Regions from separate parts of the Homo sapiens genome. Here all the other regions are linked to region 2. Evidence: chromatin contacts called from ENCODE Hi-C or POLR2A ChIA-PET data. All regions are on one chromosome and are shown on one strand. Each heading gives the region's core, a stretch centred on a gene start or an enhancer-like site at or near the end of the contact. The rest is flanking DNA. Distances are from core to core; before and after follow the strand shown. Region 1 holds the start of RALGDS (ral guanine nucleotide dissociation stimulator). Region 2 has its middle 24 kb from the start of FAM78A. Region 3 holds the start of SETX (senataxin). Region 4 overlaps FNBP1 (formin binding protein 1).

Evidence for each region. A loop is a pair of places that touch in the nucleus more often than their neighbours do. ChIA-PET counts read pairs that join two places held with the same protein, here RNA polymerase II (POLR2A). Pooled maps may share reads with other maps.
Region 1: a pooled map shows a loop between it and region 2 (3-fold over the local background). The contact joins the promoter of RALGDS here to the enhancer-like site in region 2. A Hi-C loop is called at or near these places in 1 of 37 single-sample maps with no recorded cell type and 4 of 50 pooled maps. POLR2A ChIA-PET finds 5 or more read pairs at or near these places in 1 of 52 experiments (activated CD4-positive, alpha-beta T cell).
Region 3: a loop to region 2 is called in a map of CD8-positive, alpha-beta T cell, with 4 times the contacts of the local background. The contact joins the promoter of SETX here to the enhancer-like site in region 2. A Hi-C loop is called at or near these places in 1 of 168 maps with a recorded cell type or tissue (CD8-positive, alpha-beta T cell), 1 of 37 single-sample maps with no recorded cell type and 3 of 50 pooled maps. POLR2A ChIA-PET finds 5 or more read pairs at or near these places in 2 of 52 experiments (activated CD4-positive, alpha-beta T cell and naive thymus-derived CD8-positive, alpha-beta T cell).
Region 4: a loop to region 2 is called in a pooled map, with 5 times the contacts of the local background. The contact joins two enhancer-like sites. A Hi-C loop is called at or near these places in 4 of 37 single-sample maps with no recorded cell type and 6 of 50 pooled maps.

Annotation. Positions count from the first base shown.
Region 1 is chr9:133,119,716-133,123,213 of GRCh38, forward strand. RALGDS (ral guanine nucleotide dissociation stimulator) reads right to left here and starts at 1,525. Exons shown (of 18, transcript NM_006266.4): 1 at 1,257-1,525. The coding sequence starts at 1,439. RefSeq lists an enhancer at 429-1,125 and a silencer at 1,105-1,814.
Region 2 is chr9:131,250,679-131,254,215 of GRCh38, forward strand. No RefSeq gene overlaps it. Among named protein-coding and RNA genes, the nearest start is that of FAM78A, 24 kb to the right of the region's middle. RefSeq lists a silencer at 1,936-2,252 and enhancers at 1,959-2,008, 3,204-3,537. Within about 2 kb of position 2,078, at least 19 of the 41 ENCODE cell types and tissues checked have a DNase peak (open chromatin) inside an H3K27ac peak, as active enhancers do; they include CD8-positive, alpha-beta T cell, where a contact is called at or near this core.
Region 3 is chr9:132,353,553-132,356,693 of GRCh38, forward strand. SETX (senataxin) reads right to left here and starts at 1,434. Exons shown (of 26, transcript NM_015046.7): 1 at 1,365-1,434; 2 at 97-203. RefSeq lists enhancers at 698-1,199, 1,019-2,218, 1,200-1,699 and silencers at 1,084-1,293, 1,344-1,733.
Region 4 is chr9:129,886,937-129,890,419 of GRCh38, forward strand. FNBP1 (formin binding protein 1) reads right to left here. Exons shown (of 17, transcript NM_015033.3): 17 at 251-3,483. Among named protein-coding and RNA genes, the nearest start is that of MIR6855, 19 kb to the left of the region's middle. RefSeq lists enhancers at 1,260-1,659, 1,990-2,079, 2,034-2,921. Within about 2 kb of position 1,600, at least 24 of the 41 ENCODE cell types and tissues checked have a DNase peak (open chromatin) inside an H3K27ac peak, as active enhancers do.

The sequences.
Region 1 (3,498 bases), core at 275-2,774, 1.9 Mb after region 2:
GACCAGAGCCCTGGATAGATGAGGGTTGAGGGAACACGTCTGGTCCGGCCATCTGCCAAGCTCAGGAGGAAAGGGTCTCTCAGGCGTGTGGTGTTCCCCCACCAAGAGCTCTGCCCAACACTGGGCGGAGAAACAAGTCGCATCCAGGCCCTGTCTAGGTACCGGGACACCAAGAGGCACGAGACTCAGGCTAACAATCGCCAGCAATCACAACGCGCCACAGTCTAAAGCCATGAAGCGACTGGAGACGCAGCAAGGCAACACGATGCCGCACGGGGACTCAGGAGGTTCACTGTGAAGGCTGCAGCCCAGCCAAAGCTCTGATGGGCCCTGAGCCCCCGATCCAGGAATGGCCTCTGTGCAGGCCCTGTGCCCAGGCAGAGCAGGGCGAGGGGGGCATCTCTGGATTCCACTCCCTCTGCTGTGTAGTCAGCAGCAGTCAGGTGGGAGGCAGATGGCACCACCCAGAGACCCAGGGCACACGAGAAACAAGCCCCCGCCCTCACCTAGTCACCCTCCCCTCCATCCATCACAGGTACACCACTCCCTTCTCTGAATCCTACCCAGTCCTTACCGATTCAGGGTGTTGGCACTCTTTCCAGTTAAGCAGAAACAAGTCTTGCCCGCCCTGGGCCTGGGCCACCCTCCTCCCCTCACCACCAGGACATCTGGTCCCACGTGTTGGAGGCCTGCTGCTCCACCCCATCCCCCGACCCCCCCCCCACCCCGCTCTGAGCAGCCCCGATGTCCCTGGTCACCAGATCCACATCTGCCCCAAGTAGGGTCTGTCTGGAAGGCCCCTATGGTCTCATCACCTCTGAGGATTCTAGGATTTGGCCTTCCCGACCACTTGTTCCACACCTGCATCGTAAAGGCTAACGACGCGCTGCGGGCCCTGGGTGGGAACTGAGTGAAATAAGGCACAGGCCACCGATGTAAACAGGGACAGTGCCGCAGAAAAAGGTCCACCTGGGCTGCAGCGGCCTTGGTGACAGCAGGCCCTGGAACGGTATTGAGGGGCGCAAAACCCCAGCCGTGGTCCCTACTGTTGGACGGGGCGCGGCGGCAGCCCCCACTGCCCACCCTGCTGGCTGATTTCTGCAGAAGGCCCCGACCCCCACCTATGGAGGAGAGAGGAGGGAGGCGGCCCGCTGGGATCGCCCGGCCCCGTCCGGGGCTCGCCCCGACCTGCCCAGCTCTGCCGCGGGTGGGGAGGCTCCGACGCACCCCCCGCCCGACCGCCCCAGCTCACCCACCTCCGGGCGCGGCAGGTCGGGGTCTAGCTGCGTGAAGCTGTGCAGCACCACCGGGCAGCTGTCGGGGACGCCCACCTCCAGGCGCACGGCGTCCCACACGCTGCGGCTCCGCCGGGAGCCCGGAAACAGCGGCTCGGCGCCGCCAGCAGGCCCGGCCGCCTCGGCCCACATGCGCTGCACCATGGAAGGCTCGCAGCGCGGGCGCGGGGCCGGCCCGGCGCGCGGCGGGGGCGGCGGCGCGGCCCGCGCGGCTGGGCTTTGCCACCGCTGTGAGCCCGCGGCCCGGCCCTGCTGATGTCAGGCTGGGGGGCGGGGCCGGAGGGGAAGAGGGTGGGGCCGGGGAGGGGCGGAACCGGAGAGTCCGAGGGACGCGTGCGTGCGCGCGCCCGCGGCCCCGCCCTCGCCGAGGTCAGACCCGGGGCGGGACCGGGAGCCTGGAGGGGCGGGGTCTGAACAAAGAGGGCGGGGCCGGGGAGGTCGAGGGGTGCGCGTTGGCTGGGTCTCCCGGAGGACCGGCTGTCACGTGTGTCGTGGGGCCTTGGGTACCCCGGTTAGGCACCGTTTGCGTGTCACGCTGCTGCAGTGCGTGTGTTGCGTAGGGCTGAAATGTGTACGTGCTGATCATGTGTGGGGAAGCCGCCCTGGAGTCAGCTACCCCGAATTCCAGCAAAGCCTCTCCCCAACTCTGTGGCCTTCCACAAGTTGCTTAACCCCTCTGAGCCTCACTGTTTCTTCATCTGGAAAATCTGGGTAGTGAAAATGACTTCCTCAAACAGTTGCGGGGAGGATGACATTACGTAATGGACATGAAGCACTCAGCACTGAGCACCTGCACCTGACTACAGGCTCAGGCGGAGTTTGGAGAGGCTGACCATGTGTTCAGTGACCCTGTCAGTGCAATTGGAAATCCTGAGTGTGGGGCTGTGTGTGCAGTGGGGGAAAGGGTCAGAGAGTGGGGCCCTACCTTTTTGGGGCAAAGCCCCACACTATCCCCTTACAGACACCCTCAGAGGAGGGGAAGCCAGGGAGGTGGGGGAGAGCGGAAGGCACCAAGGTTGGGGCTGAGAGGCATCTGACAAGGAGGAAGGCATCAAGAGTGACAACGCTGGGCAGAGCACATGGCTGCGTGGCCTGTCAGCTGGGGCTGCTTGTGGCTTGGACATCCCTGGTCTCAGGGTGGAAGTGGGGCTGCTGGGGCTGAAGGGGAAGCAGGGACAGGGACATCCTCAACTACTCTTTCTGGAAGCCAGTGAGGAAGGAAGACAGCCTGGGGCTTAACAGCAGGGCCAGGAGAATGGATGAATGAATGGGACCCTTCCTCATGCCTCACTCATCACTGGGCCTGCCCTGGCCTCAGCCTTCAGTCTTCATGGAGGCCAGCAATTGCTGCCAGCAGCCCTGGCCATGCCAACCTCCCCAGGTCTGGTCCGTACTATTGGGCCTCAGTTTCTCCATCTGTAAACTGAGAGGGCGGGACCAGACAGCACATTCCACGAGCACATCTTGCCCCCTTCCCAAGTGCCAATCCTCAGACACCCACGAAACACTTCCACTGTGACTGGAGTGAGGCGGCAGTTCATCCGTTCAGAACAAGACCCCCATGTGCACACGACTAGAAGGGCCTACTTCACAAAAATTATGGTGGTAAGTTGCAGCTGGGTGGAAGCTCTACTGGTTTTCATTTTACTTCTCTGAATTTCTAATTTCTAAAATCAGTATTTTAATAATCAGCTCTATGTGATAAATGCTGTTTTTGAGACAGTCTCACTGTCACCCAGGCTGGAGTGCAGTGGTGTGATCTCGGCTCACTAAGGCCTCCGCCTCTTGGGGTCAAGTGATTTTCCTGCCTCAGCCTCTCGAGGAGCTGGGATTATAGGCACCTGCCACCATGCCCAGCTAGTTCTGTATTTTTCGTAGAGACAGGGTTTCACCATGTTGGCCAGGCTGATCTTGAACTCCTGACCTCAAGTGAACCGCTCGCCTCGGCCTCCCAAAGAGCTGGGATTACAGGCAGGAGCACTACGCCCAGCCTGTTTTTGTTTTTTTTTTAAGAAGCAAGATGGGTAGATTTGATTTGGGATGGAGATCCCTAGAGGCTGTTTAGGAAGCCTCCAAGCCGTTTGGCCAGGGAGGGTAATGTGGGTGAGGCGTATTTCGAGGCAGGAGGTCCCCACAGGGCCACAAAGAGGTGACCGAGACACTGCCCTCGGCCCTAAGCTCCTCCTCCCATCCCTTTCTTCTG
Region 2 (3,537 bases), core at 828-3,327:
TAGCCAGGATGGTCTCGATCTCCTGACCTCGTGATCCGCCCGCCTCGGCCTCCCAAAGTGCTGGCATTACAGGCGTGAGCCACCACGCCCGGCCAAAAGGGCAAACTCTTAGAGTGGAGTGCTGGCTGCCAGGGGCTGGAAAGAGAGGAGAAGGGGGAACTGTCCTTTAATGTGTGTAGTTTCAGATTTGTAGGATGAAAAAGTTCTGCAGCTCCGGGAAGGTGACTGCCTGCCAAGGAGGCAGGCGGCCAGCCACAGTTCTGACTCCAGGAGCCACATGTACCTATGCCTTTTTTTTGGGACAGAGTCTCGCTGTTTTTGCCTGGGCTGGAGTGCAATGGCGAAATCTCGGCTCACTGCAACCTCCGCCTCCCGGGTTCCAGCAATTCTCCTACTTCAGCCTCCTGAGTAGCTGAGATTACAGGAGCCTGCCACCACCCTGGCTAATTTTTGTATTTTTAGTAGAGATGGGGTTTCACCATGTTGGCCAGGCTGGTCTCGAACTCCTCACTTCAGGTGATCCACCCGCCGCGGCCTTTCAAAGTGCTGGGATTATAGGCGTGAGCCACCGCACCCGGCCGCACCTATGCTTTTGATGATGAGTCCAATGACAGTGATTGCGGTTAACACGGATCAAACCTTAGGCACTGGCTGCCCACCTCGGTCAGGCTGCAACCAGGAAGGAGGCAGCCCACCCTCCAAGGGACACGTGGTCCACATGAGCAGCTCGGCCAGGGGCCTTTCTTCCACCCACCTCATCTATCTGCCTCATTTATACCAAGTGGGCCCGGGACAGATGCCGGCCACGGCGCTGCACAGCCTCAAAGCATGTCCAGCAAGATGGCCTGTGGGGTGGGGGACCTCACCCCTTGTATTGTTTTGTCCTCTCAAAGTCTCAGCTAAAATTGGGGCAGCAAATAAAAGCTTTTTGGGCGGTGGGGGGTGGGGCAGGGATCGGGTCTCGCTGTGTGACCCAGGCTGGAGTGCAGTGGTGCAATCACAGCTCACTGCAGCCTTGAACTCCTGGGCTCAAGCAATCCTCCTGACTCAGCCTCCGGAGGAGCTGGGATTACAGGCATGCCCCATCACGCTGGGCTAATTTTTTCTATTTTTTGTAGAGATCAGGGTCTTACTATGTTGCCCAGGCTGGTCTCCACTCCTGGGCTCAAGTAATCCTCCTGCCTTGGCCTCCCAAAGTGGTGGGATTACAGGCATGAGCCGTGGCGCCCAGTCAAGAAAACCATTTTATCATCCTGTTACAACAAGGTCAATAATAGGTGTTAGCTATTGGCGGTTCTGTGCTGAGGGCCTTGCCTGATGACCCCCCGGAACCCTCCTCCCTGTGAGGAAAGCGTAACCCTGTCTTGCAGATGAGGAAACCGAGGCTCAGTGGTGCCGCCGAATCACTCGGATTTGCTAAGCGCTTACTCTGGGCTGGGCACTTGTCCAGAAGCTCAGGACCATCGGCTTCACGTGCCTCCGCAATCTCGTGAGGTGAGGAACCACCTCCGTCCCCACTCCATGTCCTAGGAAACCGAGACCTGAGAGGAGGGGGACTTGCTCAAGGTCACAGCCGTAGAGGCACCGCCCGCCCAGGAGGGCTCACATGACCCTCTCCGGCCTCCAGGCCCAGCTGCAAGAGGAAGCACCGTCCTGGGGAGCCCGGAGACCCAGGCCCCCCTCACAGGCGAGGGGCTGGCACGCGGCCTCTGGAGGAACTTCTGGCCTTCACCGTCTCCGCCTGGTCACTCGTCAATGGCCGGCTGCCTTCTGGAAAGCTGCTGCTGCGCGACAGTGACCCTGGGTGGAGTGAGGCATCCACGGGTGCTCGCTCCCAGAGATGGAGGCCGGAGCCCTGAGCAGAGGCGCCGGCTGTGCCCCGGTCCTCTGTGGCCCCCAGGGCTGCAGAGCTGGGCAGGTCGATTCCCTTGTCACTCCTAAAAGAACATTTGAAGCCCCCAGCAGGCTGGTGTGGGCACCCCAGTTCCTCAGCTACTCTGGGCTCTCCTTCCCCAGAGGCTGTGGGACCTGCCTTCCGGCCTCCGTCACATGACCGCACAGCGAGGAGGCGCTTCTGTGAACCAGGAGGTGGCCCTCACCACGCAGAAACTGTGGGCGCCTTCATCTTGGACTTCCAGCCTCCAGAACTGTGAAGGATTGGTTTCTGTGGTTGACGAGGCATCCGGTCTATGGTTACTTTATTCTAGAGCCCAACTGGGCCAAGGTGATTGTACGTATCTGTGAATATACTAAAACCATAGAACCGTACACTTTCTATTTGCTTTTATTTTGTGAGACAGGGACTCACTGTCGCCCAGCTGGAGTGCGGTGGCACGATCAGGGCTCGCTGCAGCCTCGACCTCCCACCTCATTCTCCTGAGTAGCTGGGATGACGAGAATGTGCCACCGCGCCCAGCTAATTTTTGTTGTTGTTGTTAGCTTTTTGAGATGGAGTCTCACTCTGTCACCCAGGCTGGAGTGCAGTGGCACAATCTCGGCTCACTGCAACCTCTGCCTCCCGGGTTCAAGCAATTCTCTGACTCAGCCTCCCGAGTAGCTGGGGTTACAGGCGCCCGCCATCACACTCAGCTAATTTTTGTATTTTTAGTAGAGACAGGGTTTCTCCCTCTTGGCCAAGCTGGTCTTGAACTCCTGACCTTGTGATCCACCTGCCTCAGCCTCCCAGAGTGCTGGGATTACAGGCATGAGCCACTGAGTCTGGCCTATGCCTGGCTAATTTTTAAGTTTTTTTGTAGAGATGGGGTCTCACTATGTTGCCCAGGCTGGTCTCAAACTCCTGAGCCCAAGATCCTCCCACTTCGGTCTCCCAGAGTGCTGGGATTACAGGCAGGAGCCACTGCACCGGCCAGAACCGTACACTTTTTTTTTTTTTTTTAAATGGAGTCTTTGTCACCCAGGCTGGAGTGCAGTGGTGCAATCTCACTGTAACCTCTACCTCTCAGGTTCAAGTGATTCACCTGCCTCAGCCTCCTGAGTAACTGGGATTACAGGCGTGTGCCACCATGCCCTGCTAATTTTTGTATTTTTTTCAGTAGAGACAGGAGTTCGCCATGTTGACCAGGCTGGTCTTGAACTCCTGACTTCAGGTGATCTGCCCGCCTTGGCCTCCCAAAGTGCTGGGATTACAGGCAGGAGCCACCACACCCAGCCAGAACCGTACTTTAAATAGGTGAGTTGTGTGGTATGTGAACTGTATCCCAATAAAGCTGAGGTAAAGCATTTTAATACGTTTGTGTGACTGTCTGACCAGCATTCAGTCTGCATTTGTCATGGATGCTGAGAATCCCACATCACTAAGCCAGGCCCCTGTGGTCTAGATGTTGCAGAAGAATTGAGCCGTATTTAGAGAGAAGAGTCCCTGGTCTCTGAGCTAAGCCCTGGTGCTCAGTGTGATTATTCTGGGGGCTCCATTTGCATGTTTAACACGGAGCACAACTGCTATGCCTTTGCTGGGCCCCGGACCGGGGAGGACAGGGTAAGTGTGCGTGTCTCTGGCCTGACGATTAGGAAACTCAG
Region 3 (3,141 bases), core at 184-2,683, 1.1 Mb after region 2:
TGACCTTCTTCTCTGTCCCTTTAGGACTCTGCACATGTTTCCATCATTGCACTTACCTTGGTGCTCTGAACTCCTGCTAAAAAAAAAAATTATTACCTGGACAAATGGCCTACAGAAAAGTGATCGTCTCAGCTGGGCTTAGTTGTGAACAAACACGGATTTGCATTCATATATGCCCAGACTCTGGCCCCAAAAGAACATTTCTGAAATTAAAAAACAAAAAACGAAATTGGTAAGTGGCATTTATACTCTATATCCCATCTGAGCCTGGTATCGATCCTATTACAGACAGATACTGCTGGCTGATGAGGAAGCCCAGATAGGTTAGACAACTTGGCTGTGGACTTCCAGGAAACAGCAGAACTGCAATTCTGACTCCCAGTTCCACAAGGGGCTGTCCCCACTCACGGGGACAGCTAGGCACCGAGCCAAAAATCCCCCAAGTTATTAGCCCGCGCAGGTAACATCAATCCTAGGATCCTCAGCTGTGTCACTTATCAAATACCACACTCGGCCTTCTCCTTGTGGAGCTCTTTTCCCTCAAGGCAGTCACCCCCGTTTCACTTGGGTCGTGCAAATTGCTGGGCACATCCTTAGATCCCCAGAAGTTGGGGAGGACGGACAAAGTCCTGTGGCCAGCAGCAAAAGCTCCAGCCCCTCCAAGTGGGAGAAACAGACTCTCCTCCAAACGAAGGGACCGGCCGGGCGCGGCGGCTCGGAGGATCCCTGGAGCAGCTGAGCTCAGCCTGGGAAACACAGCCAGGCCCTGTCTCTGCAACACATTTTGTTTTTAATTAGCCGGGCGTGGTGACGCGCGCCTATGGTCCCAGTTACTCGGGGGGATGAGGCGGAAGGATCGCTGGAGCCCAGGAAGACGAGGTTGCTGCGAGCCGTGACTGTTCCACTGCACTTCAGCCTGGGTGACAGAGCGAGACCCCGTCTCAAAAAAAAAAAAAAAAGAAAAAAGAAAAAAAAACAAAGGGAGGGACTCCAGGCGAGAGGCAGACGAGCGTGTGGAGGGAACCGACACTTTCCACCCCGAGACCTCCCGCTCAGCCCCAAGGAAACTACGCAGTATCCACACCAAAAACAGCTCACACGAGACCGCAGTGTAGACAACGGAAGGACAGGGGGTCGCAGCGGCCGGGTCCAGCGCGCAGGAAGGCAACAGGCGGCCGCCAGCCGTCGAGGGGTGCTCCCGCCCCCGCACCGAGGGAAGCGGCCGAGCCCGCGCCGACTCTTCCCCCATCCGCCCACCGGGACCTAGGCGCCGCGATGGTTCCCCGAAGCGGCCCTGCAAGCACAAGCCGCGCCTGCGCTCACGCCCGCCCGACCTACGGCCTCCAGCCCGCCGCTACCCTCACCGCTCTCTGGCTGGCGTCGGCCTCTAGCCCACCTCCATACCGGGCCCCGCTCTAGGCCACCAGCGGAAGTGCGGGCCCGCAGCCGCAGCTACCAACCAGCTGTTGCCGCGAGGTAGGCCCCGCCCCCGCGCTGAGTCGGCCGGCCGCAGGCCCCGCCCCGGCCGCTGCTTTCTGGTTTTGGTGCCCCCCAGGGGGCGGGGCATGGGAAGAGCGGCCGCGGTGCACCGCCCACGCCGGGCGCTGGCGTCACGTCCGGGCAGCTGGGGCCCGACCAATCCCGAGTCCCCGTCAGGGTGGACGGGGAGAGTTTGCCGCGGAACCTTGACCTCGGCCCCGCCCGGGGCTTCCTGCGGGTGGGGCGGCTCCGGGATGAGCTCTGCTGCGGGTGGGGTCAGCCCTTACCCGCTGGCCATTTCCGTTCCCTCTTTTTTCTTCTTTTTTCCACGCCTCAGGTGTCTCAGCGGATGTACTACGGTGACGAAGTAATTTTTCTCTTTAGATTTCCTTTAAAGACCTGAAATGTAAATTACATAAACGTGTAATTTCGGAGGAATATGTGTATATCCTTTATATTACAAGAAAGGGAGACCTTAGGTCTTGCGAACAATGCGCGCGATGCGCAACACAGCAGAGTAAATCCCTCGCTGGTGCGGTGGCTCCCGCTTCTAATCCCACCACTTTGGGAGGCCCAGGCGGGAGGCTCGCTTGAGCCCGGAGTTCAGAGACCAGCCTGTGCAACATAGCGAGACACCCGTATGTACAAAAAAAAATTAAAACTCAGCCACCGAGGCCGGGCGCGGTGGCTCACGCCTGTAATCCCAGCACTTTGGGAGGCCGAGGCGGGTGGATCACCTGAGGTCAGGAGTTCGAGACCAGCCTGACCAACATGGTGAAACTCCGTCTCTACTAAAAATAAAAAGATTACCTGGGCGTGGTGGCGGGTGCCTGTAATCCCAGCTACTCAGGAGGCTGAGGCATGAGAATGGCTTGAACCCGGGAGGCAGAGGTTGCAGTGAGCCGAGATCGCACCACTGCACTCCAGCCTGGGCAAAGGAGCGAGACTCTCTCTCCGGAAAAAAAAAAAAAAAAAAAAAAATTAGCACCTGTGGGCCCAGCTTGTTGGGAGGCTGAGGCAGGGGGTGGATATCCATTGAGACCGGGAGATCGAGACTGCAGTGAGCCGTGACTGTGCCACTACACTCCAGGCTGGGGAACAAAGCAAGACCCTGTCTCAGAAAAGTCTATAAATAAATAAAAATGAGTAAAATCCACTGGAAAGCCTATCCCCCCCCTTTTTTGTTTTTGAGATGGAGTCGCGCTCTGTCACCCAAGCTGAAGTGCAGTGGCGCAGTCTCGGCTCACTGCAACCTCCGCCTCCTGGGTTCAAATGATTCTCCTGCATCAGCCTCCCGAGTAGCTGGGAGTACAGGCGTGTGCCACACGCCCGGCTAATGTTCATGTTTTTAGTAGAGATGGGGTTTCACCATGTTGGCCAGGATGGTCTCAAACTCCAACCTCAAGTGATCCGCCCCGCCTCGACCTCCCAAAGTGCTGGGATTACAAGCGTGATCCACCGCACCCGGCCCCTACCCCCTTTTAGTAACGCCTACTACTGACCACGATGATGCAGCGTCACCGTCTTACAGTTAATAGAGGAGACAGGGAAATTAAACAATTAGTAGTGGTGACTCAGGCGATAAAAAAAGAGGCTGAGATGGGCCAGCTTGGGAAAAGTGGGTCAGATACAGCCTTACCGAGGAGAACCCTGGCCCGAGGA
Region 4 (3,483 bases), core at 350-2,849, 1.4 Mb before region 2:
GCATGCAAAAAATACTCCTGGCCATAAGCAGCCTCTCGCAATCCTCGCACTACATCAGCCCGAATTCCACGTCACCACGGTCTGAGAGCCTCCCCCTCCACCGTGGATGGGGGTGGAACTGAGAGCTATCTAGGTCTCCAGCTCCTCCCAGGGGCCAGCTCCCCAGCCCAGGGGGCTTCCAATGACACCAGGCTGCTTCCACAACTAGGGTCATATCTTCATGCAACAAAACAGTCCCGTGACACGGAGCCACAAGTTATATTTTATTTTAACACGAGATTAACATATAGTTACAAGGTCAATACAAGCCTCCAGTGGAAGCTCTTTATTTGGTTTAATTCCATCTCCAGAGACAAACAGGCAACTCTAGGACCTTTACAGTGGCGATCGGCCTCACACAGCAAAATGCCTCCAAAGTTTAGAATTAGTGCAACACACATACGAACATTTTAAAGGTGCTCAACATCAGGTTAAAATAGAATTCTGGACCTTTTTAAAAAGTTTTTGGATGATATAAGCACAGGAGGCAGAGCCAATAAGAAACATGAAACCAATATTTCTGGAAAAACACTTAGCATGAACGTCACTTTTTGACGTCGTGTAAACTTTCTTCTGCAATGACGGATGTTACCAAAAGGCATCGAGACCTTTGCGCTGCGCTGGTTAGACAAGCCGCAGGCTTATCTCCACGGTGAGCAGGATAAAAACCCCCAAGGAACAGCCCATGACAACCTTCTGTGCCTTTTTATACTTTCCCATCCTACAAAGGAAAAACTGGGTAAAGGACAAGTTCCTCCCTTTCACTGCGTTTCTAAGAACTTTTCAGGGCAGGTTCTTTTAAAATTAGTCATCTTACAACACAACAGTATTCTAGCACGGTGGCGAAGTGACAGGCGGCAGATACGGGGGAGGAAGGAGACGTTCACGGGAAATTCCACATTCTACTCTATGTGAACTGCTCCAGAAAAATACAGACATGATTTCACAGTAGGATTCCCAGAGTAAATGATGATACATAGGACAACTGACCTCCTCTAAGAAGCCCGGCTGGGGCAGCAGTGAGCTTTTCATGGAGCCACGCAGACTGGCCCGGAAGCAACACCCAGGTTCAACATTTAAGAGCACTCGCTATAACATTCTTTTTGGACGCAGGTGGTGGAAAAGTTTAAAAAACAGGCGGAGGAGTGACGGGGGGATACAAGCATATCCTATACTGGGGGTGACGGTCATTCAAAGAGCAAATTACTGCAGCTTATATCTTTTCCACTATGTTGCAAGAAATGAATCTATCCTGACCCATAATATGAAAGATGTGACGCACATGCATTCCCGAGGCTCTAAAATCCCATTTTAAAGAACCGTTTCACATCCTCGTGGAGTGGAGAGTGGTCCACTTGACTTGGTGAGGTCAGAAGTTCCTGAAGATCCCTGTCGTCCCCGTTGGCGGGGGAGCCCATTGTGGAGCTGTGGGGACTGCCACACTCACCATGCACCTGTTGGTTTGCAGGGACAGAGGTGCGGCCCTGACTCTTCTCACCCTGTGTCATCCGGGCTTGTCTTTCGTCTGTCAAGTCAGTCCTCCTGCGTGACTGATGGGTGCACCACGCTTAGGTCACCCGTTGCAGGGACCGGAAGTCCATGGCTCTGCCGCAACCCTGAGCGGTTTGCAGTCCCCCCCGGGGAAGAAGCAGTCAGAGAGGCTCACGCTCACCTACTTTAAAAACCCAAAGCCACTTCCTCTTCACCTGCCTGGGCCTCAGCGTCTCTGCGCTTGTGGTTTCTCGTCCCCGAGGGCTGACTGAGCTGCTCCGGAAGGGTGGTGTGTGGTCAACCTTGGTTGGCTGAGAGGAGCAATTTCCTGGTTTCCACAAGTAAAGACAGCCCCATCCCTTGGGACCTGTCCTTTCCGTCCCTGTCCCTTTGGCTTCTATAGGACTTCCTTGTCTTAGATTCATAAACAGCAAGAGGAACTGAGGATGCTTGAGGGGACCACCTAGTTACCAAAGCCAAGCAAAGAATAAAGCTGCCCGACGTCATCCCCAGGCTTCCGTGGCGCTCTCGGTCACAGGAGCTCTAGGCCAATGGTTCCTCTTGACTGTTTCTGCACCAAATGAGAGGAGGGGCTGCTCTGCTCTAAGGCGTGGCGGGGGGGGGGGGTGGTGGCCACAGATTAGGGGACCTCAGGTTTTCCTCAAAAACCCACACAGGGAAAGAAACTTGGCTCTAAAAGCAAACTCAACGAATTCCACATGCCCTGAAGAGCACGTGATAAAATACAAGGGTGGTGGCGGCGGGATCCCTCAAAGGACCACGAGAGGCACGGGGTCTTTGGTGATGAAAGTGCTAACCTCGGCGGGGTGCGGTAGCTCACACCTGTAATCTCAGCACTTTGGGAGGCTGAGGCGGGCGGATCACCTGAGGTCAGGAGTTTGAGACCAGCCTGACCAACACGGTGAAACCCTGTCTCTACTAAAAATACAAACATTAGCCGGGCGTGGTGGTGCACGCCTGTAATCACAGCTATTTGGGAGGCTGAGGCAGGAGAATCGCTGGAACCCAGGAGGTGGAGGTTGTAGTGAGCCGAGATCATGCCACTGCACTCCAGTCTGAACAATAGAGCGAGACTCCCGTCTCAAAAAAAAAAAAAAAACAACAACAAAAAAGGAAGTGCTACCCTTTTCAGATGCTAATCCTGGGGCTCCTGGAAAGGAGAGGATGTTCGCTTTGCAATGAGCTGGTGCAGAGGGGAGGGCCTCGCTCACAAGCGCATGATCTACAGTTCTCAGGGACAGGAAAGTGATGGGGAGGACAGGCGTGGGCTCCTCATGGCCGGTGGACACAGGCGAGTCAACAAGGCGAGCTGGAATTCGACTTCCAGTGTGGACCTCCCCAGGCCACTGAAAACAGGGCGTCAAACCAAAATGTGTGTATGCGCACGCGTGTGTACTGGTGGGTGTGCCTGTGGGTGTGTGTGTACCTGCCCCCCTGCCTGCCAGATGCTCCCAGGTTGAGGGCATAGTGAAAGGGTCAATGTTTAGTATGAGGTGCAAGCCTAGAATCCAAAAAGGACCACTGAGGACTTCACAGACTCAGGAGAGGAGGAAGTGTTTTCTACAGCAGACAGTCTGGGACACACGGATGACATCGACACGGATGACATCGAGTGCTCAGTCCGCCTGATGTGCGCTGGACCTGCCTTGTCTCCTCAGGGGACCCGTGATGACACTTTCACAAAAGGCACTGTGTGAAGCGCGGAAGGGCTGCCAGGACGAGCCCGGGTGGACTGAGGGCCCAGGAAGGAGCAGGTAGGGGCGTGTGTCCCACCGTCTCAGTGGCCTGCGCGGGGTGGGGAGGGGGAGCGATGAGGACTGACCCGAGCCATGGGGGTGGGCGCTGGCGAGACTTGTCCCCCACGAGGTGGCCCGGGCTGGGCGGGAGGGCAGGGCCGCAGGGAGCATGCTGGAGAGAGAGAGAGACCGCCCC